Linked DNA regions of Mus musculus: region 2 is linked to region 1. A link is a loop called in an ENCODE intact Hi-C map of the cell type or tissue named here. Cell type or tissue: left cerebral cortex. All regions are shown on one strand. Each heading gives the region's core, and the rest is flanking DNA. Links, peaks and the distances in the headings are about the cores only. Region 1 overlaps Atp10a (ATPase, class V, type 10A). Region 2 has its middle 150 kb from the start of Ube3a.

Evidence for each region. Hi-C counts contacts between places; a loop is a spot of excess contacts. Peaks named below come from ENCODE experiments on the same cell type or tissue, not always from the same donor. Only the 100,000 strongest peaks of a DNase experiment are listed, where the experiment ranks them.
Region 2: a loop joins it to region 1, with 2.7 times the contacts of the local background. A loop is called at or near these places in 3 of 42 quality-filtered maps.

What each region holds. Positions count from the first base shown.
Region 1 is chr7:58,761,582-58,777,392 of GRCm38, forward strand. Atp10a (ATPase, class V, type 10A) reads left to right here. Exons shown (of 21, transcript NM_009728.2): 3 at 12,374-12,459. Among named protein-coding and RNA genes, the nearest start is that of Gm39019, 38 kb to the left of the region's middle. In left cerebral cortex, for the core only: CTCF peaks have their summits at 5,847 and 8,916 (motif pointing left); DNase peaks (open chromatin) are centred at 5,852, 6,851, 8,901 and 10,971; H3K27ac peaks cover 1,156 bases.
Region 2 is chr7:59,071,440-59,087,250 of GRCm38, forward strand. No RefSeq gene overlaps it. Among named protein-coding and RNA genes, the nearest start is that of Ube3a, 150 kb to the right of the region's middle. In left cerebral cortex, for the core only: a CTCF peak has its summit at 8,857 (motif pointing left); a DNase peak (open chromatin) is centred at 8,859.

The sequences.
Region 1 (15,811 bases), core at 5,029-13,028:
CTGTAATTCTACATAAATATGAGAACTGGCTTTTCCATTTCTGGAAAAACAAAATAAATAAAAAAGCTCGCTGCCATCATGACAGGCTGCAGCACTGCGTTTGGAGATCTAGTTTAGTAATGCCTGAGTGACTTTTCTTGTTGTGATACAATACTCTGACAACTTGAGAGTGGGGATTTATTTTGGCTCACAATCCAAAGTACAGCCCATCATGACAAGGAAGGTCCTGGCAGCAGGAGCTTGAGGTAGCAGGTCACAGTGCATCTATAGTCACAAAGCAGAGAATGGTGGATGTCAATGCCCAGCGTACTTTCTTTTTTATCAAGCTGGAATCCAGCCTTTAGAATGCTGCTGCCTACATGTAGGATCTTCTCACCTCCATGATTTAATCTAGATAATCTCTTACTAGTTTGCCTCGAGGATTCAGGATAAATCTTGATGTTTATAGGTCCTATGGCATCATAACATTTTAAAGTCACTCTGCCTATAAGTACTAGCTGCATTTTCATTTACATGTGACTTCTATCCATTTTTCCACTGAGGCTTATGGTCCTCAATATTCAACCATTGATTCAAGTTATTTTCCATTATTTCACTCTTTTAAACGTGATTCTAAGTGGGATACCTTTCCATCCAGACTGTTCATTTTTGTTGCATAAAAATTGTAAGCAGTATAGCCAAGTGCCTTTAAAGATAAGTGTAATATTCACAGGAAAAGTGTCTTCTGCTGGGAGGGAAATCTTGAAACTTATGGCACATACTTTGGCTAGTAGGGTTGGTGATAGGAAGCAGGCTGACCCTAGAGTCTGACATGACAAACGGTGGACAAAATATAGATGCTTCTAAGCTTCTGATGGGCTTATGGTCTAATAAGCACATTGTTAGGTTGAACATGTCCTCAGTCCAGAGTGTAGTACTCTTAACCGAAACCATGGCTTACCCTGACCTGTTCCAAACGTGCTCAGAATCACTGAGCCTTACATTGAAATAAATTGTTGAATGTATCAACAATGAAGATTATTTTGAAACTGAAAAACATGGCAGTTGTGTGGGCATGTTTTCCCATTTTAAAGTTGAACATCTGAAATTGGACTTTTAAAGGGAAACGGAACATTGTACCATGATATTGAGGTTAAGCTGGGATACTAGTGAATAATTTTACAAGATAACAATCCTTTTATTCTTATTCTGATAACATATCATGAATCAGTGTTGAATTGTATCCTGAAAATTATACATTTTCTGCTTCACCTGAGACGATCAGGATTTCTCTCCTGTGTCAATGAGGCTATTACACTGATTTATTTAATGCTCTGCTGACATTGAGCTCCTAGAACGTCTCTCTTTCCTAGTATAGTGTTATTTATATCTTTATATCTGAGCGGGCTCAGTGTGTTCACATTTTATTAAGGGTTTTTTTTCCAATAATTGAAGCGGCATGTGATTTTCTGTTTATATTGGGTTGCAAGCAGGTGTCAGCTTTAGGAAGTATTTGTTCTCATTGGATGGAGTGTGGTTCCTCCACACTCTTCGCTTGCTTCGCTGGTGAAACCACCTGCTTCTGACTGTTTTTTACAGGACAGGTTTAGACTTCCCTTTGGTCTCCTTCATGTGAAGCAGTTATCAAGGATGTATGGTTTTCCTTGCTTCATGCAAGGTTAGAAATTTATTGTCTTAACAAATTGAACTGTTGCCATTTCATATTCGTAATCTGTGTTTACATGGGAATGTCTTTTGAGTCTGAATTGTATTTGATATTATTACAGTTATACGAGGTTTCTCTCTGTTACCCTGCACTAGTTATTTTATTTTGCGCCTTTTTTTTTTAGCCTTTCACCTTCTTTTCTTGTATCTATAATTTTTTATGTTACTTTTTATACTAATAATATTTTTGGGTGTTTTAAAAAAGATTCAGTCTAACAGTCTTTGTGATTCCATTAAAAGATTTTAATTGGCCTATCTTAAAACATTACTGAGATTTATTTTTCTTTTTTATTAGATATTTACATTTCAAATGCTATCCCAAAAGTTCCCTATACCCTCCCCACGCCCTGCTCCCCTACCCACGCACTCCCAATTCTTGGCCCTGGCGTTCCCCTGTACTGGGGCATATAAAGTTTTCAATACCAAGGGGCCTCTCTTCCCAATGATGGCCAACTAGGCCATCTTCTGCTACATATGCAAGCTACTGGGGGTACTGGTTAATTCATATTGTTGTTCCACCTATAGGGTTGCAGACCCCTTCAGCTCCTTGAGTACTTTCTCTAGCTCCTCCACTGGGGGCCCTGTGATCCATCCAATAACTGACTGTGAGCATCCACTTCTGTGTTTGCCAGGCACTGGCATAGCCTCACAAGAGACAGCTATATCAGGGTCCTTTCAGCAAAATCTTGCTGGCATATGCAGTAGTGTTTGAGTGGATATAGAAAATGTGGTACAGTTACACAACGGAGTACTACTCAGCTATTAAAAACAATGCATTTATGAAATTCTGGGGCAAATGGATGTATCTGGAGGATATCATCCTTAGTGAGGTAACCCAATCACAAAAGAAGTCACTTGATATGCACTCACTGATAAGTGGATATTAGCCCAGAAACTTAGAATACCCAAGATAAAATTTGCAATACACAAGAAAATCAAGAAGAATGAAGACCAAAGTGTGGATACTTCATTCCTCCTTAGAATAGAGATATTTTTAAATATTAAAACAGTACTTCTATTTGTGGGATGCCCACAGAGACCAGAAGAAAGTGTCAGATCCCCTAGAACTACAGATGGTTAGGATTTGCCAAGTCATTAAGTGCTGGGAGCTGAACAAGGGTGTCCTGCTAGAGCAGCAAGTGCTCCTAACTGCTGAGCCACTTCTCCAGTCCCTTAGGACTGATAGGTTTTTTTCCCTTCTAGCACATGTAGCTTTTGTTTGTCCTGCCTGATCTATTTTCCCCTTTCTCTTCTATTGACTGTTTTATCATTCTCTCTTCAGATGGTCTGTTGGTGCTATTTTCGTGTTTAGACTACACATTACAGTGCAGATTTATTTTTGTACTCTCCCAGACAGTGCAAGAATGCTCTAATTCCTTTTAGCATTCTGTTCTCTTGGAGTGCAGGCATTCATGAGTTGCAACCATACCTGTCTGCAAGCCCCTGAGACATTGCCACCAATAGTTCAGCAATGACACCTCAACCATTTTTATTGGATTCATTCTTTCCATGTATTAGCCGTCTTAAAAGGATTGACTTTTTAAAAATTATTTTGCTTTAAACAGCTTTATTTAGTACTTTCTTTAGTCTTAACCCATGACAGCAATTTTCTCTATCCTGTTGTATTTTTATTTATTATTATTACGACTACTATTCCCATGTGTGAATGAAATAAGGAGGCATATGTCACCGCACATGTGTAGAAATCCGAGGACAACTTTGCAGAGTCGTAAACCTCCTTTATGTATGTTGGTTACAGAGATGGAACTTAAGTCTCCAGGTTTGTGCTACAAGGGCCTTTGCTCATGAAGGCATCTCTCCAGCCCACCCCCTCACCCCCGACCCCCACATACACACACTTTTTCTGTTTATTTGGTTTATCTTCTTTGCTTTTCAGCATTTTGTTGTTGTTATATTACTGTTTTGAGAAAGAGTCTCACTCAAAGTACTGCTCCTAGACGACAAGATTCCTCCCTCCCACCTTAACCCTGGATGCTGGATCCTCAAATATGAGCTGCAAATCTGACCAGCTTTGTGCACTTTCATGTCATATACCTAAGAATAGTCTGCCTCAATTTGTTTTTATTTAAGGCTTAATCTTCTGTGCCTTACAGTCAACATGCTACATCATCAGCTTTCTTTCCCTCCAGTCCTGGCTCATTCACTTCTGCCTGTGTGATTTTCCCCCTCTCCCTCCAGCTTCTTCACACTCTGTCCACAATTCCCAGCCTGTAGCTCACACCATGCTCTGTGCCAAATGACTCTTTCCGATATTTATTATAGGTCTTTTTTTTTAAATACTTCCCAAATCTAATAAAGGCTTCCTAAGTTTTAAATTGGAATTTGAGGGCTCACAAACTACTTGGATGCATTTTAGCTTCTGGAACTTCTAAAATTTCACTTTTCTCATTGGCTTCATGACCATAGCAAAAAAGGTGAATGAAAGTGTTATACTACTGTTTCTATCTCATTCTCTCTCGCGTTCTCTCTCTCTCTCTCTCTCTCTCTCTCTCTCTCTCTCTCTCTCTCTCTCTCAGAGAGAGATCTTTGGTGATGGATCTGAATTGCACTCGGAAGCTTGATCCCTACAAATACATGGAGAACTTGCATCATATATGCGTATTTGTACATGTACATATGTGTACATGTTTAGTTTTCTACACAGAGAGGGGACCCTTCTCTCTGTGTGTGCTCTGTGTGGAATCACTATAATCTGTATTTTAGGACTGAGATTTTCTAACCTCCCTATTGACTCTCAGCTGGGTAGCTATTTTAACTCAAGGTTACACGGTACCCCCTATGCAGTCTCCATGCTGAGGATCTTTCTTTCGGTTCCCTCATTCTCTTGGGGGTGCAGTTCTCCATGAACTCATTTTTAAAAAAACCTCTTTATAGGCGTAGTCTATATCTCAAGCCTCTCGGCCTTTTAATATATTGAGCTAATGATGGGGAAACTGAGGTTGAAAATGAGATTAAATGAATAGTCAGCTTCTTCCATGATGCGAAGATGGTCCCAGATTATCCCTGGGAATTTAGTGTAACCACAGAAGCGAAAGGTCAATTATCAAAGTGACTCCACAAGAGAAAGGATCACTCTTCCCAGTGTTGATTGTGAAAATGAATAGAATCCCAAAGCCCAGGGTGATGGTGGATTCTCTGCTGGAGTTTTCTTTGGCTCAGAGCCTGTACCTTGACTTCAGCCCAGAGAGCAGCTAGGTACCAGACTTGTGTTGCTTTCTGAGTCCTATCTGTGGTTATTTGATGCAGTGACAGTAAAGTGAATACAAACCCCCTAGGGTATAGAATTTGTTCCATTAGGCACACTCAGGTGTTCCTTCTCCTCTTTCAGAGCGAGTAAGCCTGTGAGTTAAAGGGGCCCCGGCAAGACCTGACCTCAGCTTTCTTGAGTTTCTGCCTTATGTGGGTCCTGGCTTGATGCCTCTTCATCTTTTGCTAAAGTTGGTGTTTGGGATAAGTGACTTTAGCATTCAGTCCCAGCATGTCCTTGTGTGAAGCTGGAGCTCTGGTCTAGATTGCTGGGCTGATTTGCCTTTTGAAGCTGATGGAGGAGCTAATCTGGATGTGGTCTAGAATGTCATATCCCAGCTGCCATCTGTGTGGCCATTCTCCAAGTTGGATTCAGAATGCATTAGCTGCCTGTCTTTTTCTATCCCTCATCTTAATTTTCCTCAAAAATACCTGTGAGAGAAATGTACTATTGCTTTCTAATAAGTAAACCTGAGGCCTCCATTGCTTTCTACCTCTAGGTACCTGTCCCTCTGTCTCTGGGTCCTAGAAATCTTCCTTTCAATTCAGCTATTCTCTGGGATGCAGTTCTTTATGGCCTCATTTAAAAAAAAAAAAGAAACAAAAAGAAAAAGAAAACAAACAAACAAACAAACAAAACAACCTCACGGGTGTTTCCTAGGTCTGTCTCAGCAGGATAGCCTTTTCTCGCACCAGGCGATGGGCTCACTGGTCTCTAAGACACGTAGGTCACAGACCTCAGCCCGTCTTTGCTAATGTCATCCCTGCCACTGTTAGTGATGGAAGAGGCACAAAGTAGTTATTGGCTGTGAGACAGAACAGAGTAGAGCCTGGACTTGTGCCCTGGCTGTGCAGTTTAGCTCAGCAGCGCCACTGCAGAGTGCTTCCTGCGGCGGCACCGTGCTGGAATAAGTACAGACTCTTTCAAGCCAGCTATCTTAAAGAACAGCCCTCATTTCAGGACTGGGTGAAACAGCATTCATTACTTGCTATCTAAATGCACAATCAGTCTTTGATGCACTTAAACACATTTGATAAAAGGTAATGTGGGGTTCTGCTGACAACTGGCCCACTAAAGCAGCATGAAGTATTTGTGGCCAAGAGGGAAAGAAAGGCTTTGATTTTGAGAATTCAGGCTCAAGCACGGTACTCTGAGCCTTTTGATTTTTGCTACCATCTAAATGGAGCTTCTAGGGTTCTGGGCTGTGAACCAGCCAGGAGGCAAGAGAACAAAGGACTAAAAGGTGGGAAGGGAGAGGAGGGAACGGCTCCTACAAGCAGAACGGAATCAGGGAAAAGCTGGCTTTCTACTCTCAAAGAAATGTCCCTTTAATCTCTAATACTTGGGTTTATGACAAGAAAATTTGCAGTTAGAAGAGAAATGTGTAAAGACCCAGACTCTCGTCCTCAATACCTATCAGATATGTTGGGCTTCCTGGAGGCCCCCAATGGTATGGACATGTGTGAAGTTGTCCCTGAAGAAGGACCTGATGCTCTTCTTGGGGCATCTGCTTTGATACCCTGGAAATGATGATGCCAGGAAATGGTGAGACCCACATAGAACTGTGAGACCCACCAGAACATATACTATGTCACTTGTATGCATGAGCATAATAGAAGTACCTTAAATAGCACCATCACAGCAATTGTGGTATATTAAATTTAATTTAAATGGGAGGAATGTCATCTGAACACATACCTATTTAACAAACAGGCTTGAATTCCCTCCTACATGTCAGAGGAGCCATAATGGACTGGACCCATAACTTCCTTAACAAGTTGAAGATTTTGATTAGTCCAACCAATGCTGGCAAAGTTCACCCACTCATTGGTTCACCCACTCATTTAGTATAGTATTGGCCCAGTGGCCTCCTGGGAAATCTCGCAACACTGCCAGGCTTGTGTGCAGCACAGATTGCTTTCCAAGTGCAGAAGTAGAATGGGGTAATTACTTCATCAATTTGGGTTAAAATGCTTGCCTAAATTAGATCAGTATTTTTCACACACTGTCAAGAGATATAGAACGAGATTACAGGCTGTGGAGAAATCATCTTACATTTTTTTTGAGATGAAACATGCTTGGCCTTGTAAAAGAAAAGGCTTTGGTGTTTGGAACTATGGGGAATCTCTCGTAGCCTCTTAACAGTCGTACCTTCCCCAGTGCCAGGCAAAGCCTGTCTACTGTTGACAAACAGCAGTCAATACGCGTTCTACCTCTTTATCCCCAATGAGTCCACTGCAGAGGTTTGTGGTAATGCAGAAGAGTATGGAACATAAGCAGGCATTACCTCTTGACCATCCCTAAACATCAAGTTCTGTGGTGGCTCATGGGGTACAGAGTTCTTGTTCTCAAGGGACCTGTGGTCCAGTGAAGGAGCCATAGGTCTTCTCAGCCTTTCCCAGAGAAGCAGGAGGCTAATATGCATGTGCTCTCTTTCTCCCTCTCTCCCTCCTCCCTCCCCCCTCTCTCTCCCTTTCCCTCTCCCTCCCCCCCCTCTCTCTCTCCTCCTTTTCTCTGTCTCTGTCTTTGTGTGTGTTCGTGTTTGTGTGTGTATACCTGGGGTAGATGGAGGGCATTGTGCAAGTTCCAAACAGTGGCACTTGCCTGCTGTCTTTAGGATGCTATCAGAAGTTCCTGGGAAGACAGCAGCTTAGGTACCAGAGCAGCTATCCATTTTCGTAGAGAGAGAATGCGAGGAGAGCTATCCCAATCACTGGGGCAGGAATGAGGACAGGGAAGGTGGTCAGGATAGTTACCCTGACAGATTCTCACCACTGTCTTGAAATATGTTTTTGTTTCTAGGAAATAGCAGAAAAATACTTCTGTGCTCAGGCTAGCCTGGCCCAAGCCTATGGCAAGTGTTAAGACCTAATAATACAGGAAACCAGTCAGAGACATTGTTCCAGGCAGCGAACATTTAGGGGCTGATGTCCAGAGGTGGCATACAGACTGAAGGTAAAGGAAGGACCTGGAGTTTCTTTTGGCCTAGGATTGTTCTGACAAGTGATAGTGAGGATGTTTTCGGGATAGGGTCCTGATAGAACAGAATGAAGTGTTTTCCAAACGTGCTTATTGCAGAAGTAGGCAGTGGTTCTGGCCAGCTAGGAGGTGCTGCTGCACACAGCATCCCTTCTCACCAGGGCCAGTGTCATGAAACGACCTTGACAGGAGGTCTCCCTCTTAATTCTACCTCGTAGCTCGTCAAGATTCTTGTAGGCAGTGCTGTACCGGAGGCACAGAATGTGCACCTGTGCAGTCCTTACACTTCATCAGCTAAGCCTAAAGATTAGCCTATTTCACTTCTGTGAACTGGAAATGTCCTTTTGGTTGCCACTACTGCTGTAGTAAGATGCAGAAAATCTGCTTTGCATTCACTGAATAATTATGAGTAATTTAATTAATGCAAGTGTGAAATGCCAGTTTACTGTTGGGAATTGGTTCCAAGGTTCCCCACCTCCATCCTGAGGATATAAAAATCTGCAGGTGCTCATGTCCTTTGTCAGGAATAGCACACATGTCCATAGTACGTGTTTTGATCCTCCTGAATACTTTAAATCATCAGCTTTAAAGAAGTGGATGGAGCATTAGGAAGATACCCTGCTTTGGAGGCTTCGGGTGTCTCTGAAAGAAAGGAGTAGCACTTACTTTGATGACTTTGCTTCATAGAATGATGCAGTTTCTAGCAGAATTGCAAGTTCAAGGAAAGGGGAAGAGGACTCTCAGCTGCATCGCCATGCCACTTCTTTCTTTCCAGCTAGTAAGGTCCACCTATGTTATTTCATGTACTGAACATTCAGAGCCATCAGAAGAACAGCCACTTGGAGCATTACACAGCCAGGGAGCTATGTAGCAACTGCTATCCAGTGGCGGAACCTTCCCTATAGTCAGTTGCAGTGAATCCCAGACTATTGCCCTCTTGTGGCCAAATTGCTGAAGGCTGCAGCTTCAGCTCAAGGCTGGTCTGTGCATGTGAGCATCACCCTTGTAGGAATTACTGCTTCTGTAACACTGAGCAGCCATCACGATCATCCTCCTTCTTTTAGAGAAATTTTAGAATCTACTGCACAGTTACTGGTGTATTAGATATAGTATGGTCTCATTTTAAGGCAACATCAAGTGTCTATCTCTGGTGAAACTGGGTGTCTCCGATGACAAGGCAGCTCTAGTTATTGCAGGGCCTCTTTGACCTTGGTCAAACCCTTAAGAATGCTAACTTCTCAGTGGTGTAGAAACTGAGGTGGGTGGAGAGATGGCTCAGGAATTTAGATCATGTCCTGCTCTTGTGGAAGACCCCTGTTCAGTATCCAGCACCCATCATCCACATTCAGGCTCTGACTCTAGCTTTAGGGGGATCTGAAACCCTTTTCTGTCATGAGAGAGCACTTGCACTCATGAGTACATATCCACACAGAGACATAACTAAAAATAATACATTCTTAAAAAAAAACAAAAAACAAAAAAACTCTCCCAGCAGAGCTCTGAAGGAGCACTGCCCAAGCTCAACCCCTGATATTTTTGTGTTATCAAATATTTGTTACTAGGTTGACCATGCTGACCCTGATGTAAGCAATGAGACTTTCAAAATTCATTTGTATTGGCTGTGGGTGTGGCTCATGATAATGCATGTTCCTTGTGTAATCAAGACATTGGGCCCAGTCCCTAGAAAAAAGTTGAAAGTTAACAAAACTAATTAAAAAATAAAAACAGAAGAGGTAGATACAGACAAAATTGCCCACATACTCAGTTGTCTATTGTGTCACACATGCTAAATAGGGACCTAGGATCCTACAGAGGCTGAACAGGTACCTAGGGTCTCACAAATGCTGGAGAGAGATCTAGGATTTCTTATAGGCTCGACAGGTACCTGGGGTTTCTCATAGTCTGGACAGATGTGGTAAGGTCTCACGGAAGCTGGGGAGATATGCTAGGGTCTCATTGAGGCTGTAGAGATGTGCTAGGGTCTCATATAGGCTAGACAGGCACCTAGGATCTCATATTTTGGACAAATGTGCTAGGATCTCACATAGGCTGCACAGATGTGCCAGGGTCTCATACAGGCTGTACACAGGGTCTCACATATGCTAGACAGATGCCTAGGGTCTCATATAGGCTGGACAGCTATGCTGGGATTTTACAGAGACTGGACAGGTGCTCTTCCACTGAGTTCCATCTCCAGGGTGAGAGACATTTTAAATGAGAAACTGAAGTGGCCTTAGTATGGTTTGTTGGGGCTGCCACAGACTTCAGGGTGAACCAACAGACACGTTCATGGTTCTAAAAACGGAAAGTCTGAGTCGAAAGGATCAACAGTTTAATTGATGTCTCCTGAGACTTCTCCCATGGGTATCTTTCCCCTATAGACTCATCTTTGCCCTACCTACCCTCACTCCATGTGCCTGTGTCATATCTGCTTTTGATTATAAGGGCACCAGTGCTATTGGATTGGGCCTAGCCTCATGACCTCATTTAGTTTAATTAATTGTCTATAGGGCCTGTCTCCAAACACAAGCACATTCTGTATTCCTGAAGGTTATCACCTCAACCCGTGCATTCTGTGCACGAGAGGAGTGCAGTTCAGCTCCTAATAGACTGAAGATTCCTCCAGTTTTAAAGTCCTCCCCAGTTCCAGATGAAACAAGATTCTGGGCCCTGGGCATGTGTGCTTCCCAAGACACATGGTTGGGACAGAGCATTACAAATGCAGTAATGAAGCCCTGGGGACAGAATGTCCTACTGTTTTCAAGCTGTGCATATTGCTTTTTTTTTCCTTAGTGAGAATGAATAATAAACAGAAATGGAATATTTTAAGTCATACCTTCTTTGTATGCCAAAATTCATCCTGGCATTCTTCAGAGGCTACTCCCTTCATGGCCCTCTTGTATGCTGTATCTGCCAGTGTCTGCTATGGGAAAAAAGCAGTCCTCTAGTGTCACCATAATTCATAAAGCTTTAAATAAACACTAGAAGCTGAAGTAGAGCCTGACTCTGCAAATGGAATGCAAGGCTATTTCAGTAAAGGAGAGAGACTTGTGATGACTAAGAGACTTTAAGAAAAGCCCTTGTAAGCTGGGTGGTGGTGGCGCACGCCTTTAATCCCAGCACTTGGGAGGCAGAGGCAGGCGGATTTCTGAGTTCGAGGCCAGCCTGATCTACAGAGTGAGTTCTAGGACAGCCAGGGCTACACAGAAAAACCCTGTCTCAAACAACAACAACAACAAAACAAACAAAAAAAAAAAAAGAAGAAGAAGAAAGAAAGAAAAGAAAAGCCTTTGTAAATGGCATTCCATGACCCAAAGGCGGAGCTCAGTGGTAGACCACCTTTGTAATACCAGAGGTTCAAATCCTAGTACTTCACAATAAATGAAAACTTAAATATTTCAAAATTAGCTATTGTACTGGGGCTAGTATTGCCAGATAATTCCTCCTTAAGGTACACGGGGCACAATAGGAAACATTAAAATGTGACTTTTGAGTAATTTCCTCTATGGCTATATTGTGTTCAGGGAGATACATTGTGATACATTGTTGTGATGGAATACAATTTACCTGGATTGATGTCAGCACTAAATGTATCCTTTTTGTGATGTTTCAGCCTGGTTTTCCAGTGATGCATATGAGCAAAGACAGCTCAATGGGTTTTTTTTTTTTTTTTTTTTTTTTTTTGTTTTGTTTTGTTTTGTGACACTTGACAGAAAATCCAATGAACCTGACCAGAGGCTGATTGGAAAAAAAAAGAGAGAAAGAAACAAATCCCTCGGTTTCACTGGGCTCATTAGAGTTGTTGACTCCATATTTCTCCTTTATTATCTTTCCCCTTCTTCTCCTTCTTACCTCTTTGGAGGAGGCGCCATCTTTTCCACCAATGGAAAGATCTAAACATTCTCTTTACAGTGAGTTGCCATTTCTTTTACAGCACAGTCATGGTGAAGGCGCTGAGCTCTTTGCTCATACGTGGCTATTTAAATTCTTTCTGGCAAAGGTCAAGGAAGAATCTTTAGAGCACATCGAGCAAATGGGATTTTAGCACAAATTCATATTTCCAAGTAGGAATTACTCCTCTAAATTGCTATGAAGAATTAGAAAGGCTCTTATGTGTCTCGGGAAACCACACCCATCCCTTTTCCTTGCTGGTGCCTCCTTTTCTGTTATCTCAGCCTCTGATTTTGCATTAGAACTAATCATTTCATCTCACTATCCACAAGTCTGTTCATAGTTAAAACAATTAGTTATTGTTTGGTATTAAAATGAGAAAACATGCATTAAGCACTGGCTGTGTGGCATTCTGTAGAAACTCTAGCCAGAGTCCATGATGGTTTCCCTACTATGGGTGTGAAGCAGATGAACAAGAGCCTTTTAGACCAGAGCCTAGGTTTCTCTAATGTGTATGTACTATTATTTCAGGTTTCTGAATTCAACCCTCTGACGTTCACCAGTGTAATCGAGTGTGAGAAGCCAAACAATGACCTGAGTAGGTTTCGTGGCTACATGTGAGTATCATGCATCTTTGCAAGCTTTCTTACTTTTCTTTTTTAAACCATATGCACACACAGATACACAGATTCATAACATGTTCTTGGATAGTCTTTGCCACATACATCATTTTTGGTTGACCTTGAAAGTAATTTGTAAGATCCTGTCAGCAGTGGGAGCTTGTCAAAGGCACTGTGTTATTGAGGAGTGACTGATTTTCCCTCTGAGAGATTGAGGAACATGACAAGGGACAAGAAGTTTATGGCCATTATATATGATTTCACAAATGGAAGTCAGAGGCCAGGCAGAAAGCACCGGGGAAATACATTCCTTCTTGAACAATGCATTAGAGTATTTGCTGTATATCGGTCCTAGCCAGTACACTGACAATACAGCAGTAGCAGTTACTGCCTTAATATTTATTCCTTCTAATTAGTATAAAAGAGATTTCTATGTGCAATAGGTCAGCCTCCTTCTTTGTTCCTAAGCAGAAAGACCAAAGGTGGATAAATGGTCCGGGAGTGGCCGAGTAAAGTGACACTTGGTGAATCTTGGTCAGGGGTATGTAGAGCTCAGGAGGTCACTCACTATATCAGTCAGTCTGTTCTTAGTGGTTGTTTGGAAAAATTCCTAATAGTGATAATGTTAGTGTAGGAGAAACAGTGAACTGAGAGTAGCATGTATCTGGAATTCCTGAACTGCAAAGTGGAGCTGTGTGAACTATTTCATGGAGAATGAAGCAGGTGATAAAAGTCTAAGGATATCAGGTTCAGGCTGCCATGGCATGCCTCTGGACCCTTTCTGTAAGAGCAGAACTCAAAGATTTAGCTCCCTCAGCATCCCTGTGATACCACTGTCCAATGCAGAGCAGCCTCCTCTCTTAAGCGGACTCCTGGAAATGGGCTTCATATTGAAGAACTCTCTCTGTGTGAATCCCTGATTTGCTGATAGTACCCTGCACTGCTGCCTGTGTCCAGTCCAGGCACGGGAACAATGGGATTTGTTACTAAACAGAAGCTTCACAGAAGAAGGTAAAGTGGACTTCTGTGCCCCAGAGATGACCCAGCCATTCACTGGACTTGCTCTGTAGTTCAGAACTTGGAAGTTGTTAGATGATCCCTTTAAGAAACCAAAAGAGGCTAAACTCCTAAAGGAAAGTGTTAATGTGCTACCACCCAGCCAGTGTGCTGTGCATTTTCTTGTCCTTGTTGTCTTCTGGCCTATCTTCTTCTGGCCTGCTTAACTAGCCTCTAGGAGTTCACAAACAGAGCACCAGTTCCAGGACCTCTGTGAATCCTGAGACCAAATTAGCTGCAGAGAGGAGATGCCAGGTGTTTAAGGAGTCTTGACATTAAATAACTAATAAAGGAGGAACAAGCAATTTCATGTTGCCAACTCAATCAAAAATAAAGGGTAGATCATTTCCCAATGGCTTTTGGCCTAGACCTTGGGCTCTGTTCCCTTTGCCTCCTGTGAGTCCTGAAGGAAGTTTCTAAGTGACACCGCATTAACATGTGCAGATAACTGTTCATATATTCATCACCTCTCATAGGGTTTCGTTCACAGTAAAGGAGAATGAATCTTTCATCAGCCACTTCCCATCCCTCCCCTGAGGACCTTCAAGCAATTAAGTACTTTCTGAATCTTTAGAAGGTAGTTTGAGGACTCTAACTAGCACTCAAACTGAGGTTGGCAGGTTCTGGAGACCATACTTTCTAGATAATTAGTAGTGGGCATAATTTTAGGGTACCCTCCGGGTCACTGTTGAAAGCTCATTTAATGTGTAGAAGATAGGAAGTGCCTTCTAAATACTGACCACTGTCATCCTAGAAGCTGCTGTTAGTTTCGCTGCTACAGGGAATACCGAGTACCCGGTGAGAAGGGCCAGAAGATAAGAGATGGTCATTAGGAAGGAGAGTAGTTCACAAGGTGGCTGGAAGAATTGTCTGCCTTTTATGGATATCAGAATAGCATTTGAAATGTAAATGAAGAAAATATCTAATAAAAAAAAGAAAGCTATATGAGATAGGAAGGTGGGTTTGAGGTTTGCTTAGCTTGAGATGATGGTGAATTCATAAACAGAATGACTGATTTGATAGTAAAATCTGGGTAAATGTAAAGATGTTTATGTACCGGTTTCAACATCTGAAAGTACAAATTGGTTCACGCTGTGGCAAGGAACCCGAGCTATGTGTTTTCCCAGTCAATGGCATTGTAGTGGGATTATAAATGAGTAGGAACTCTATTCAGAAAGGCAGATCTTAGGGAAGGGCTAATAGCAACCTCCTTCCCTGTGAGGTTGCCAGTACCTCTTAACACTGACACACACAATCAAGTTTCTAATTTCTGTGTCCTTGGAAGACAACCATGTCACATTTAAATCACATCAGGGATTGAGGTGAGGGTGGGACCTAGAGATAAAGATTTGAGGACCCTTTGCCTAGATGTTGTATTTAGTCAGTGAAGAGGCCAGGCCATGAGGAAAATTACAAATTAGGAACATCATCTTTGATGTGAAAGAAATGCCGACATGGGCAGTACTCAATGGAGGAGACATTGGAAGGGATATTCTGGGTTTCGCAGAGTCGAGGAAAGGCGATAGCCATCATGGAAAATGAAATGGAATGGCCAGTGTCCAGAGGATGGAGCAGCATGTGTCAGTTGCTCAGCACTCTAGAAGTACGTCCTGAAAAGGCTAGAGATGAAGGCCTGGGAACTATAGAGAGTTGTCAGAAGAAGAAGTTTGAGAAGACTAATACTAGTAATGTGTTTAGTTATGTGCAAGGGGCATATGAAGGCGTGAATATATGAAGTCTTGAGTACAGAGTGGCTTGTAGCCTTTGGCTCACCCACAGCACCTACCTCTCAATTGGCTCAGCATCCTAATTCTGCCTTTTCTTCTGGACACTGGGGAAGACACCTCATCTGTGGATTTTATTCCACTAACTCAAGCTTTTCTTATAATGACAACATAAATGTCCTCCTGGCAGGCACGTTTATAGAGAGAAACACCCAGTACAGTATGACGTAGTTCATACCTGGCTTTCCAATTAGTCACTTGTTAGTTTTTCTACTTTTTCTCCATAAAGCTTTGGCTGAGGCATGACATAAAGACACAGGTGGCCAAAAAAGTGCCACCTGCCTAGACCACTGTATCCTTACCGCCATCTCTCTGATTCTTGCATCTCTTTTGGGCACAGTAATTTAAGTAGGCCATGGGATGGACTCTGGGGCAAATGAACCCCTGCTCCATTGCTCACTTTGGATGGTTCTCTGGAGGTGGGCTGTAGGCAGCAGCATACTTAGAATTTCCTGTGACTCCAAGACACTACAGAGTGAGAAGCTCTGCTTCAGCTAGCCAGACTAATG
Region 2 (15,811 bases), core at 3,950-11,949, 310 kb after region 1:
AAACTTGATAGTTTGAAGTAGCAGCAATCACTTTTTTGCTCATGTGGCTGAGATTTGCTTTTATCTCATTAAAGATAGTATGTATTTTCTTAATTAACTTCTGCTTGGCATGGAATTTCTTAGATAGATTTAATTACAATGTGCAGTCTGTGCCTTTCTTGAATACTTTAATTGGAGGGCATGATTGGATATCTTTCTCCTTTTTTTTCATGATCAGCTTGAACTTCCTTATAGTGTAGGCATGTCATATGACTCAGTAAGATGGCTTACTCATATGGTAACTTGATTTCTTCACAATACAAAATGAAACTATTTCCTTCATGATCTTGGAACACAAAAATTCAAGAATTTTCCTTTGGTCAAAGCAGTCTAAAGGCTAAGTCAGATTTATAAGACTCAACAGGACAAACAAATTTTTTTTGATCAGGTACAGTCAAGTTTATATTACAAAGGACTTAGAGGTTGGGAACTACTGTAGTGGAAATATTTGAGAACACATTCCATTGTAGATAATTGGACATGCATAGAGAAAGCTGTTAGAAAAAAACAGAAGTATCAGAAAGTTAATGAGAATAGTATATTACTTCCAGTGTGTAGACTAAAATACAGATTTGTGAAGAACTCATTTGAATTATCAGTGATGTGTAGGTAGAAGTAGAAATTTGCTTGTGAGAAAAAAACTGGCTCCAGGATAAGTGAGCAAAGTCCCAATGTTGTTTTAGTTTGCTGTGTTAGTGTGTGTGTGTGTGTGTGTGTGTGTGTGTGTTTGTGTGTGTGTGTGTCTGTGTGTGTCTGTGTGTGTGTGTGTGTTCCAGACCCTGGAGCCAGTCTATTTCTGAGCAAAAGATAAACTGTGGGACAGTGGTGAAAACAGGATTGTCTTTTTCAGGTATCCAGCAGACTAGGAACTTGTTATCTTTGAGGGCACTAAAAATAATGGAAGAGATGGAGATCATCTCTCATCTTCTTCTCCTATTTGGCACACAGAAGCATCTTCCTCTTAGAGAATTGTTGCTAGGTATAGATGTGTATTTATGTACATGTACAATGCCATTGACCCCAGAATGAGATGTTTTGTTCCTGCTATGCTTACTCTGGAGCTGAGCAGTGTGAACCCTGACATTGCACCTGTCGGGCAGGCACAGCTGTGAATCAGATCACCAAGGTAATTGGGAGAAGAATATGCTAATAAGCAGATGCCTGTGATTAATGTGCCTGTTTATCTGCCTGTTAAACTCAAGCTACATTTGTTGGGAAAAGATAACTAAATTGGAGTCAGATGTCTAGGTAAATATTTCATTTGATGTCTTACAGGAAAAGAGAGGACAGTGATATTGATGTTTACCTTCATTTTTTTTTTTTACCGGAATCTAAAACCTAGGCTAGATCCAGTGTTTGATATTATCTTCTTCTCACATGAGTTTCATGTTATACAATCAAGGGAACAGTGCACATGTGGGGCTTCTGGTGAAGGTTAGGGTATTGTGGCCACGCATATTTGTTCTTTTATAAGTACATGAGCTTGACTTGAATAGTGTAGAGTTCAGAGCTACTACATTCCACCCTAGTCTCTCCATGTACATTTTCTTTGAGCTATTTGTTGTGCATTTTTGTTGTGGGACACTTTGATTCTTTTGTTTTTGATTTCTTTTTGAGACAGGGCTTCTCTGTGTAGCCTTGGTTGTCCTGGAACTAACTCTGTAGACCAGGCTGGCCTCGAACTCAGAAATCTGCCTGTCTCTGCCTCCCAATTGCTGGGATTAAAGGCATGTGCCACCTTTGATTTTTAAGCATTCATTCTCTCTGAGTGTTCTTGGGCTCTGGTTCTCTCCATCAAGAGGTCTTCCTATGCAACATTATGCTGAGTTTCAATGACAGGATGCTTATTTTAGTCTCTCTTATTTTAGTCTCTCTTATTTACTTATTAAAGCAAACAGTGGTCACTGAGGGTGACTTTTATGTGGTGATTACTTAGAACAAAGTCTACCAATTTTTTTTCTTGTGTGAAACATTAGCTCTAATATACCTTAGAGACTGAGAACAGGGGAAAGTATGTAAAGAGCACATGGCTATTTATTATGGGTTCAAACAATAGTTTTCTCTAAGAATATCATATGAATATAAGATACCAATATAAATTAAAGACCAGCTAAAATATCCAGGCTCATGGACTAAACAACAATATATATGTGTATGTATATATATATATATATATATATATATATGTGTGTGTTTTATATATATGTGTATATAATTATATACATGTATAGGTATATACACATTAATATCATATATATATATATATATTTCATATTATATGTCTGCTTTTTGGTGAATCTATGCAAATCTTGTGTGCTGGACGTAAGACCTGAGGACCTGAAAAAATGGGTCAGACTACAGTCTAATGCTGTGACAATGTTACTTAAATTAATCTGCTTTTATTATTTTTGCATGAATGTAACAAAGAAAGCAATGATTCAAAGGTTTTTGAATTCAGAAAAACATGATCAGAAAAACCTTTACACAATGCAAGTAACCACATACTAAATACTAGCAGAGCAGCACTTTCCTGGAACTTTCTCAGGACAGACCAACTTTAACAGAATAACTGGCCATAATACAGATTATACCTGGGAAAGCACAAAAGCAAGCCGAAGTCCATATCCAGATTCAGGGTGCATTAAGGACAGCATTCAACATATCCTTTCATGTTCTAACATCCAGCAAGAACAAACAAAATAATAAATCTTATAAATCAAATGTAAATGTTTGTCACAGGAAGCATGGAATCACTTCCAAAACAGTCCAAGCAACAAAATGCATATGAGGTAAAAGACCTCTTCCTTTTTTTCTTGGAGCCTCTCTCACAGTTCCCCCAATGCTCTCTCTCTCTCTCATATATATATATATATATATATATATATATATATATATATATATATGTATATATATATAGTCATTGCAGTTTTCTGGAGCCTTTCCCTATATTATTTGGATTCTTTTCTCCCCTCACCCCCTTTAAGCAAAATACCAGAAGGCTGGGGATATATTAACCATGTCCTCACTTCATACAAAAGAAAGTTCCACCATGTATTATTAAAATCATGACATAGAGTAGAAGACCCATGGATGATGGAGTAACTTGGAACACATATATTGGTCCATTCAAGAAAGTTCTCTCTGGCTTTCAGTTTTCATGAGCTGAATGTGGAAAGACCAGTCATGTATCCAACTGAAAATTAAAGAGAATTTTATTTACATTACTTACTAAGATTTCTATTGTCTTGCCCCATAATAAACTCAATAAAAATAATTCTTAGTCTCAATTTAAAAGTGTGTCTTTGTGATAAAATATTTCATTCTTTCTGGGCACTGTCATCCACAGTAGCCTTCATTTCCAACCACTGTTCTGTCCATGTTCATTTCCTTATTCCTTCTTATATGTATACGTATGACTACATGTAGGGAGAATCCTTCACGCTAAGATACTTAATCATATGTGCAAAAAGCCTTTTTTTCCAAATAAAAGCAATATGTACAGTTTCCAAAAGTAATATGTACCCTTCTTGGCACCTGCCACCAACACTTCTACTCACTAAAATAGAGGTCTAACTTCATGAAGAAAGCCATCCAGGAATTCTGAGAATATTTAAGTACTCTATAAACCCAGGCCTTCAGTTTTCAAGAGTTTGAAGAGCACAAGTAGAGCTTGGTGAGTGAGCTGGTTGCTCCCACATTGTCCCTAACAGGATGCAGCCTCTATCCTAGAGGGACCAGAGAAAAAGATGTGTGGTTGAGGAATGAACATAGACAAACTACTGGCCTCTACTAGGCCAAAAGGAGGTATGCAAAAACTTCAGCAATACATAAGAACTCTATATGGTCTATCCTTTTGTCTCAGCTCCAAACTTTGTCTCTGTAACTCCTTCCATGGGTGTTTTGTTCCCAATTCTAAGAAGGGGCAAAGAGTCCACACTTTGGTCTTTGTTCTTCTTGCGATTCATGTGTTTTGCAAATTGTAACTTATATCCATCCCATAATCAGCCTCCAAACGCTGACACCATTGCATACACTAGCAAGATTGTGCTGATGGGACCCTGATATAGCTGTCTCTATTGAGACTACGCCGGGGCTTAACAAACACATAAGTGGATGCTCACAGTCAGCTATTAGATGGATCACAGGGCCCCCAATGGAGGAGCTAGAGAAAATACCCAAGGAGCTAAAGGTATCTGCAACCCTGTAGGTGGAACAACATTATGAACTAACCAGTACCCTGGAGCTCTTGACTCTAGCTGCATATGTATCAAAAGATGGCCTAGTCGGCCATCTCTGAAAGAGAGGCCCATTGGACTTGCAAACTTTATATGCCCCAGTACAGGGGAACGCCAGGGCCAAAAAGTGGGAGTGGGTGGGTAGGGGGGGTATGGGGGACTTTTGGGATAGCATTGGAAATGTAAATGAGGAAAATACCTAATAAAAAAAAGAAAAGAAAAAGAAAAAAAAGAACTCAGGGAACTTCCTTGGGGATATTAACTTTCTTTAAGTTACACAGAACTTCCTAAAACCAGGATCTATTCAAGTAATGAAGTAAATCCCACTCCACCTGTCATGGTAGCTACAGTCTCATAGGAGTTGTTGATGCCAAGGATGCTAATTTAACATCCACAAGCACTCACTGTGACAAAGACATAAACTTTTTGTTACATTTTGGGCAGGGAAACTTCATAAGCCAAAGATTTTTTAGTTTGTTTTGTTTGTTTGTTTTTAAGAAAAATAAAATTCAAGCTCTGAAAGGGATTTTTTAAAAAAGATTTCTGCATAACAACAGTTTGCTATCAATAAAAGTGACCTCTCTTGCTAATTTATGATTGAAAGCTCAGTATTTTTACAACCTTGGCCTTGTTGGCATCCTATTTTCTAATTTTCAGTTGGCCTGAATAATTCCACCAGCTTTCTCTGAGTGCAAATTAAGTACATGTGGTTTAAACAGAAGAACTATTGACTCTTATTGAACACCCACTCAACAGATTAGAAATGTGACATTCATGCCCATCAATTTCTTATCTCTAGTCAAATGATAGAGTTTTATTTTTTCCATTTATGTATATAGATGTTCTGTGCATCACCAATATTCCTGATGCCTGAAGAATTCAGAAGAAGTTATAAGATTCCCTAGGAATCTAGGTCCTCTAAAAGAACAGCCACTACTCTTTACTGCTAAGTTCTCTCTCCAGCCCAGGTAAAACAAAATATTCATGATCATCATCGCCTTGTTCTCTCTCTTACCAGGTATTTTCTCAAACTCCCCAAGACAGGGGTGAAAGGAAAACACTGAGCTAGTGCTACCATGCTTATTAACTATACAGTTTCACAGAACTTGACATAAGTTATTATCTCACTCCACCTTGAAAAGTATAATTCATCCCCAACACACAGGGAACAAACTATGGAACATGTGTATTGAAGAGCTTGTCAAGGTTAGAGAGAAACCATGTGAGAAAGAAAGAAAGGAAAGGACATTTTGGAAAAGAATTTGTATTTATTAAATTCAGTGCCACATCCCACATTTCTCTCTCTCTCTCTCTCTCTCTCTCTCTCTCTCTCTCTCTCTCTCTCTCTCTCTCTTTATTTCTCTCTCTCTCTCCTTCTCTCCCTCTCTCTCTCTCTCCAGAAAATTCCTTATATGGAGATCAGGGTCTTTCATATTGAAATGTCAATGTTACAGAGATTTAAAGTGGTTCCTGAAAGAGGAACATTTGGAGATATCAGATATTTTGGTGAAACTGTGTGTGAGTCACCTTTCTATCATTGTGATAAAATATCTGGGGTGATAAGATTATAAGAAAGATTTGCTTTGACTCCACATGTCAGAGATTTCAATCTATGGGCAGATGTCCCTCTGGCTTTTTTATGGTGAAGGACCACATCATGGGAGCAGGGTTTGGCAAGGCTGCTCACCTTGGGGCCAGAAAACAAAGAGATAAAGAAAAAGCTAGGGCCCCAATATCTCCTTCAAGAACATACTCCCAATGATGCAACTTCCTCCACTAGGCTCTACTTCCTGAAAATGCCTTTCTTCCAGTAGTACCAGTGGCTGCAGCATACAGAACCTTTCAGAGACATTCTACACCCAAACTATAGCACCATGGAATGAGTGGAGAAATGCATATCCAAGGCTTCCTAATGATATGAATGCAACAAGGCTTGGAAATGAAAAGGAATTTAAGAATTTAAGACCATATCACACAAGGCAGAGATGCCTAGCTATTTTCCTTCCTGAATGTATTTATTGCTTTTCTCAATTTTCTGTTGGATACATGAACCTGAATAATTTATAAGCCCTTGGCTCTTAAAGTTGGAAATCCAGGATTGAGTGGCTGTGCCTGGCAAAACAGTGGAGATTTTTAACAGGGCAGAATAATTGGTTATGGTAGAAGAGACACAAGCAAGACGAGTGAAGCTGGTTTTACTTACCTATTCTAGCATCCATATCCAGCCCCCTCTTAATGACTTAGTCATCTGTCACAGGTCGTACATCTGTCAAACGCTAATGTGAGTTCGCGACAAACCTTAGTCAAAACATAACATGTGTGTAATTTAATAGAATGACATGACTTCTAAAGACATGAACCTCCACATTACAACTTGGGGTCTTCTCTCTGTCTCCCATGTTTATGTTTCTGCTTTTAGGTTCATGACTACTGAATATAGTTCTAGACAGGATTCCATTTTCAAACTCTGGAGGTTCACAGATCTGGCAGACTGGCCCAGGTCAGTTTCAGTTAAGATGGTTAGCATTGACTAAACATGCTCCTATCCAAGTCATTCTCTGTCACCCTAGCTCATGAACTTCAAGTCACTCTCTTTTTTGTATACCTACAACATTCATATATCCTAGAGTTTGTTGAAATGGCCTTGAAATTAAAGGTGTTGTTTTAGTATTTGACCTTGTGATCAGATGTTGGATTGAAAGGACAAGAAGACAGAATGACTGTACCTGGACAAGAGGCTGAAATAACTGGCTCTTTCCTTTTATCTCCGGGTTCTAATCTTCACTTCCTTTCATGTATTTATTTTCGTTATTGTTTTGTTGTTGTTGTTTGGTTATGTTTTGGTTTGGTTCAGTTTGCTGTAAGATGGGTTCTCACATTGTAGTTCAGCCTATTGTAAACTCACTAGGAAGTCTAGACTGAGTTTGGAATTGAGACAATCACCCTGACTCAGCCTCCCAAGCAGAGAGATTACAGGCTCACTTGGCTGATCATCACTGACATTTCTGTTCTTACTCCCAGATCCTATAACAGCACCCTGAAATCCATTTCATTTTTCATAGCTTCATTAGCTATATTATCTAAATGTATATTTTCATCTCTCAGCAAAAACAACACAACAAAACAGTACTTTTCCACTGTGAACCAGATGAACACACACTTTAGATTTTTCATCCATTCTTTTTTTTTTCCTTTTCCATTTTTTTATTAGGTATTTAGCTCATTTACATTTCCAATGCTATACCAAAAGTCCCCCATACCCACCCACCCCCACTCCCCTACCCACCCACTCCCCCTTTTTGGCCCTGGCGTTCCCCTGTACTGGGGCATATAAAGTTTGCGTGTCCAATGGGCCTCTCTTTCCAGTGATGGCCGCCTAGGCCATCTTTTGATACATATGCAGCTAGAGTCAAGAGCTCCGGGTACTGGTTAGTTCATAATGTTGTTCCACCTATAGGGTTGCAGATCCCTTTAGCTCCTTGGGTACTTTCTCTAGCTCCTCCATTGGGAGCCCTGTGATCCATCCATTAGCTGACTGTGAGCATCCACTTCTGTGTTTGCTAGGCCCCGGCATAGTCTCACAAGAGACAGCTACATCTGGGTCCTTTCAATAAAATCTTGCTAGTGTATGCAATGGTGTCAGCGTTTGGATGCTGATTATGGGGTGGATCCCTGGATATGGCAGTCTCTACATGGTCCATCCTTTCATCTCAGCTCCAAACTTTGTTTCTGTAACTCCTTCCAAGGGTGTTTTGTTCCCACTTCTAAGGAGGGGCATAGTGTCCACACTTCAGTCTTCATTTTTCTTGAGTTTCATGTGTTTAGGAAATTGTATCTTATATCTTGGGTATCCTAGGTTTTGGGCTAATATCCACTTATCAGTGAGTACATATTGTGTGAGTTCCTTTGTGAATGTGTTACCTCACTCAGGATGATGCCCTCCAGGTCCATCCATTTGGCTAGGAATTTCATAAATTCATTCCTTTTAATAAATCTTTCCACCTACTCTCACCATTAATATCTTCCAATCTTCCTAATAAAAAATAATACTCATTTTTTTATTTCATGACTTGACTGCAAACATTTTAAGGTACTACATTTTGTTTGAGTCTAATCTCTTCAAAAGGGGTTTCGAAATCCTAGAGGAGAGCTTTTTATCTGGTTCTGGATGCTTCTAATCACAGAACCTAACCTGAGATGATCGGTAGGTGTTCTGCAGTTATTATCCTTACTACTGAGACAGAGTCTTGCTACATAGCTTAAGATGACCTCAAACTCTTGATCTTCTTACCTCAGCCTTTCAGTGCTGGAATTGATAATATGTGTTACCACACCCAGTGATGTTTATTTTTCTGATGGGCCTTCATAGTGTAACTAAATATAGAAAAAGTGTGTCTCCATTCACATGTATGATTCTTCCTTAGAGGACACACAGTTCTTTTCCAGAAGAAAAATTATGACGTGATACGGCTTTACAAGAAACTGTGAGTGAGCTTGTTTTGTTTTAGAATAAGAAAATGCAAATTAAACTAATGTAAAAGCATTGAGGGGCTGCTGAAGTTTTACATGTAAACAGTGACATCTGCTGGTAACAACAGAGTGTCGTTCCAGTGCATGTCAACCATATTCAGGGTTCGGAACTTAGATTTCACTGGGGTTTCCCTTCGGAGAGACACTGAGCAGCTTGTCTGAGACCCGGAGATAGGACTCGCATTTAATGTGATTGTTTTGCTGTTGGGTTTTTTTTGTTGTTGTTAGTTTTTTTTTTTTGTTGTTGTTGTTGTTAATTTGACACAAGCTTAGACTCATCTGAGAAGAGGGAACCTCAACGGAGAAAATGCCTTACTTGTCTGTAGGCAAACCTCTAGCTCATTTTCTTGAAAAATGTTTGATACAGGAGGGCCCAACCACTGTAGGTGGTGTCACCACTGGGAAAGAGATACTATTGGAAAGAAAACTCAACAAACCAGAAGAAGCAAGTCAATAAGTAGAAGTCCTCCTTAGTCTCAGCTTCAGTTCCTTTCTTTAGGTTCCTGCCGTGCTTGAGTTCCTGCCTTGACTTGCCTCCTGAGGGGCTATAAGCTATAAGGTAAGGTAAACTCTTTGTCAAAGGTTGCTTTTGTGATTGTGCTCTATCACAGAAAGAAAAATGAAATTAAGATAATGAATATAGAGATAATATTCTGGGAAAATCATACATTTGATTAAGACAATGAAATGGAGGCTGGAGACATGTCTTACCACTTAAGACTTCTTACTGTTTCTGCAAAGAACAAAAGATTGATTACTAGCTCCAGCACTGGCCTGCTCAATCCATCTCCAAGATATCTCATATCTTCTCTAGTCTTGAAGGAATCAGTATTCATGAGCACATATGCCCACAAAGATACACATACATAAAATAAAACTAAAATTAAAATAGGATTTTATAATTAATAGTATATTAAATAATATATAATAATAACAATTTATATATAATAATGCATAATAATATTAGCTATTTAAAGTTCTTTATTTATCAGTTTCATTAGTGCCTCTTCAAACTCTGGTTATCTCCCCCTTGAGGTATATTTTTCACTTGATATAGTCCTACTTGTTTTAGAGGCAATATACTTGAAATATCAATCTTTTCATAGTTAAGCAACCTTGACTACATTTTGTTCTATAGTTCTGTTTTTCTTGCAATGTTGTTTTTTAAAGGCCAACAAGATAAAATCATATTCAAAATGAAAGCTGAGAATTATTGACTAAATGTCCAGAGAATGAAGGTTGATGAGGACTCCCCTCCTTCCATCCACATCCTGCCACCACTATCACTGGAGTCAGAGGAAACTTGGCACCCTTGGAAAGGTAAATGCCAAATACCACCAGTTGATGGGCCTCCTATTCAAACCACAAAAGGGGTGACTTTTACAGCTAACTTGCCTTCATAGGGCTGAGCAGTTGGAATCTTCCCAAGACCTGGATGCAGGAAAGGACTGCCCCAGGTTTAGGTATACACAGAACTTGTGTTGCAGAGCTTGGCCCTGCAACATACAAACCCAGAACTCCTGTTTGCATTTCACTCTTCATCCCCATCACTCTATATCCTCATTTCTTGTTGAACTTTGGATTCACCTATTCTTTCTTGCCTCTCACTTTTCATGCTACTTCTATCGTCATCCCCTTGTTCAGCCCCAGCTACTTGATAAAAACTTGTAATGATCTGCTCAGTGGTTCTCTGTTCATGTGGATTGTTTAAATGTAAAATATAAAAAGTTCTTGCAGTGTACATCTGAGGACTAGAGTTTGGATCTTCAGCATATATGGATTAGTGGGTGGGTGGGTAGATGGATGGATGGATGGATGGGTAAACAATGGTTGAATTAATGAAGTACTCTAAGTTTTTTGTTTCTCAAGATGCAAAATATATTTGATTTAAAGATATGAATAATCTACTTATACTAGCATATGACTCCGTATCATTTTGGAATAATAACTACTTTTTAAATTTTTTATATCATCATTGTACATTAGCATTAGACTTTTAAATCTACACATTTCATAGTGGTAGAGAAGATGCATATTTCTAGCTGCAAAATGATTGTGAATCCATTCCATAGCTTGTTTCCATAAAATAGAAATTCTTACTCAACATAGAAGGAAATCACAAACAGATCATTTTCTAGAATACCTGAAAATATATACAGATATCCACATAATAAACTAAACTTTGGGGATCCTAAGCCAAATTTTTATCCTGTTATGGAGCTCCTTTAATTTCTGTATCTTCTCTGAAACTAAGGAAGTGATTCCAGGGTCACACAGGGAATAAATGTGGTAACCCACATGATGCCCTCAATACAAGGCATGATCCATGGAAAGGGCTCCCTTAGTGAAAATATTTGCTTTTATGAGTGCATCAGTCCATGTCAACCAAGAGTAATGCAGAATCATTCCACTTGGTGGTCAAGTAAGAGCTACTGAAACCCAAAGTTCTTACAAGTAGCCACAAGATATTATCAAAATTGGAAAATTGAACATCTGATTAACTTGAAGTTAACTGATAAACAGCTTCAGTAGAAAAACCAACTCACTGAAATTTTAAAAAATGGAAGTCTAGCATGAATGCATGCATAATGTCCTGGGTTCAATGTCTATCTCTGTCTTTCTTCTTCCTCACAAAGGAAAATCTACACAGAGATATTCTAATGACTTTCTGTAAAAGTGTCAAATCCCCATTTCCTCCTTGAAGCCCCTATCTTAATTGTCCAACTTTGTTTTCCAGCCCCAGTATTTGGCAAGCTGGACACATGGTCTACCACAAAGTTATAGCCTCATTCCTCTCTTTTATTGTTTTTATTTTTACTACTCATTGAAACAGGGTTTCAGGAAGTTAATATAAGACAGCTTTAAGCTCATTGTATAAACTAAACAGAATTTGAACTTAAAATTTCCTTCCTCCAGGAATAATAAACCTGAATCACAAGATGTGGCTTTGGCATTGTCATGCCTGAATACGTCAGATTGCACCCTTTCTCTTTCCAGGCACACCACAATAGTAGAGTCTGCTGTACAGAAAGGTAGTTCTGTCTCCCAATGACATCTAGAAAATCAGGGTCACCAAGTTAGAAAATAATAATGCCAGTCTCTTGATTTTTGTCTCTTTTTTCATGACATACAACTTACAAACAGATAGAGGACAATGCAGACTTAAGGATTTAGTGATACTTTATGATCCAATGTCTAAGATCTCCTTAGTGTTGTCTAAATTCAGGAACTGGACCAGTCCTCAACCATGGCTTCTCTAATGCAGAAGATATAGAGTAAATATTATGGAAGTTATGTACCCTCTGGGCAAAAAGGTATGAATTGCAACTACGTATTCTTAGGACCCAAGGCAGCATTTTTAATAGCGGTGAGTTCTCTGGTCTCAGGTTTCTGAACCACAGAATTTCTCAGAACCAGCAAAATAAACCAAGGATAAGTGAGTGGACTTTTTTCTTGGAAGGTTTGCTTTTTATATTAGCAAATGGTTCACCTAGTGTTCACCATTAGTGTAAGAAATTGATGTATCAACTATTATGATAATTGTCTGTCTCTATAAACAGCCAGTACTTAGAAAAATACTAGCTAATCTGGGAATGTGAACACTAATAATGGTGTTATTATGTCTTTGAGTATGAATGCTTGGAGTAGGGGTGCAGTTCAGTGGTAGAAGTTGTGCTTAGCATGATCAAGACCCTAAATTCAGGCTTCAGTATGAATACAGGACATAAATACTCAGCAAAATAATGTGATACACATTTAAATATATATTTCTTGAATATATACTACATGCTTATATAATTACTGCCTAATATTTACTCAGGATATTAGTATTTATAGGACTTATTATAGTAACATAGACACTTGCTTAGGTAATTTATTTTTTAATATCACAATTCCACTTTACAATTTTCTCAAATAGTACTATTGATTATAACTCTGAAACATATTCCTACGAAATTTACACATTAAAATCCTAACTTCCAAGGGGAGGGTCAAGCCTTGGGGGAAGTGCTTAGGTCAGGAAAGTACTGGGTCATCAAGATAAACTCCACTATAGTGGTTTGAAATGTCCCCCAGGAGTTCATATTTTGAATATTTGGTACCCACTTCATGGTGCTAGTGTGGAAGGCTATGAACTTTCAGAAGATAAAGCCTACCTCCAAGAAGCAGATTGCTGAGGGAAATTTTGTATTATAGCATAGTTCTTAGTTATGGGTACCCCCCAATCCCTTCTCGGTCATGATGTGAATAGCTCAGTCTTTCTCATATGCTTCTGCTACCATGAACTTCATACTTTGCCCTGTCTTCCTCACAGTGATGGAATGGAATCTTCCAGAAGCTATGCACTAAACTTTATTCCCTTACCTTGTTTCTTACAAGTATTTTTGTCACCACGATGCAAAAAGAATTAATATGCTTACAAAAATAGAACTGTGTGTAAGGAGCGCGTGTGGCAGCAGTCCCAAGATGGTGCCCGCAACTGCAGCCAAGTCTTATGACTTGCACCTGACTTCCTCATACACCTGAAAATAAGCCGCGTCTATCGTGAGAACTGCACAGGTGCACCATGATGCAAGATCGGACCATATGATGAGTGGTGATTCTGGCCAATGAACTGCTGTTATGTGGACTGATGGGGCATGCATGGTAGGAGGGTTATATAAGGAATTGTGATTAGGGGCGGGGAGAGAGAAAAAAGAAGAGAGATTTTTTTTTCCTGCATGCATGTTGAAAGGTTCCTGAATAAACTGCTTTGAGAAGAATGCTTTGTCATCGCTCGTTTCTGCTGGTCGGAGACAGAAGCAGCAAATGGTGGCCCGTACGGGGACATTCAGAACTCATTGCAGTCAGGGCAGCTAGCTGGTAAGTTCCTAGGTAAGTGGGACAAGTTAAGTTCTCAGATTGATACTATAAGGTTCCTGGTTTTGGGACAAGTTAAGTTCTCGGATTGAGACTATAAGGTTCCCAGTTTTGGGACAAGTTGCACCAAGCACCATGGGAAATTCAACCTCAGGTCAAACAGTGCACCAAGCCCTTAAGGGCTTGCTGAAAGTGAAAGGAATTGGGCTGAAAAAGTAGACCCTCGAGAAAATTTTAAAAGCAGTGGATCAGGTCGCTCCTTGGTTCTCTGTATCAGGACATCTTACAGGGCCCATTTGGGAGAAGTTAGGGAAGGACTTGAAGTTTTCAGAAGAACAGGGGGTTCTCGCTAAAGGGGTGCTGCCAGTGTGGAAACTAGTACGGAATTGTATCGAGGATAAGAAAAGATGTGGAGCAGAACTCCAAAAGGGCAATGTGGCACTGAATCAGGTGAGAGAGGAGCAATCCCAAAAGTCAGAGGCAGAAGGAAGTTCTAGTGATGGGGATATGTCTGAGGATGATCTGGAGAGCATAGCCAACAGTCTAGAGAAAGTGAAAATGAAGGTAGAACCTTCGGTGCCAGGACTGTTGTGGCTGCCTCCGTATGCCCCTGACAGAGCATTGGGGGGTAGTTTGCGCCCAGAAACCTGGAGGGAACTGCGAGACCAGTGATTTCTGTATTTCAGGATGCACAGGGAGGTCATTATCACGAGCCACTTGATTGGAAGATTGTTCAAAGATTAGCGGAAGGGATTAGAACTTAAGGTGTTGAGCATAATTAGAGAACCTGCACCACTACTGCATGACTCCAAGTGATTGGCAGAATCTGGCTCGTGCCTGATTGTCACCAGGCCAATATCTAGACTAAAAGGCATTTTTCATTGAGTTTGCTGCCGAGCAAGCAGCAATCAATGCTGGCAATGGCCAGTCAGCCTGGGATCAAGACATGCTGCTGGGATAAGAAAGATTTGTAGCAGCTCAAACTAATTATCCCATCCAGGTGTATGAGCAAATTAATAACATAGGGACTAAAGCATGGGCGTCTCTTCCGAATAGAGGAGAGGTGAGTGGGAACCTGACCAAGATTGTTCAGGGGCCCACAGAGCCCTTTGCTGACTTTGTGGCTCATCTTGTAGATGCAGGAGGCTGTGTTTTTGGAGACCCTGATGCTGCCATGCCTCTACTGAAGCAGCTGATTTTTGAACAGTGCACCAAAGAATGCAGGCAAGCAATTAATCCATATAAGCATAAAGAATTAGATGTCAAGTTTTTTTTGCCCCACCAAAAAACTTGAAAAGGGGCCCCTGACCCCAGGGCCCTCAAATATATGGGGCAGTAGCTGAGGGATGGCCCAGTTTGAGGCCACCGATGCAATGGAGTCACCCCGGAGAGCAACAACAGGGAGTGCAGGACTCCACCTCTGTTCCACCACCCGACTCATATTACCACCCCACATGGGAGTCCAGCTGGTGGACACAGACTTTAAAGACCCACTGCCAGCTGATATGGTGGGACTGATTTTGGGAAGGAGCTCTGTTACCATGCAGGGATTAATAGTTCATCCAGGAGTAATCGATTCAGATTTTACAGGAAAGGTTAAGATTATGGTATCTTCCCCTAGAGGCATCGTTGCCATTTCCCCTGGTGATAGAATAGCTCAATTGCTCCTTTTGCCCAGCTGTCACTCACAATTTCCAGCCAAAGATTCAGAACGGGGAGACAAGGGATTTGGCTCTACTGGGACCTCCAATATATTTTGCTCTCTAAATCTTGATACCCAACTCCTATTGAAGCTCAGGATTGAAGGCAAAGCTATATCTGGTCTCCTAGATACTGGTGCTGATAGTAGTATCATCAGTACCAGAGATTGGCCCTCTGGTTGGCCCAAGCAACAGTCAGAACAAACTCTGAGAGGACTCGGGTACGCTCAGATGCCCAAAATGAGTTCCCGCTTCCTATATTGGAAGAACATTCTGGACAGTTTCAGCCATATGTGTTGGCTGTTCCAGTCTCTCTGTGGGGCTGTGATATGATGACTCAGATGGGCTTTGTTCTGACTGATGTAGGAGGCTATGGCAGCAAGGCCCTGACATGATGCTGGACATGGGATATATTCCTGGAAAAGGATTAGGGCAATTTCTGCAAGG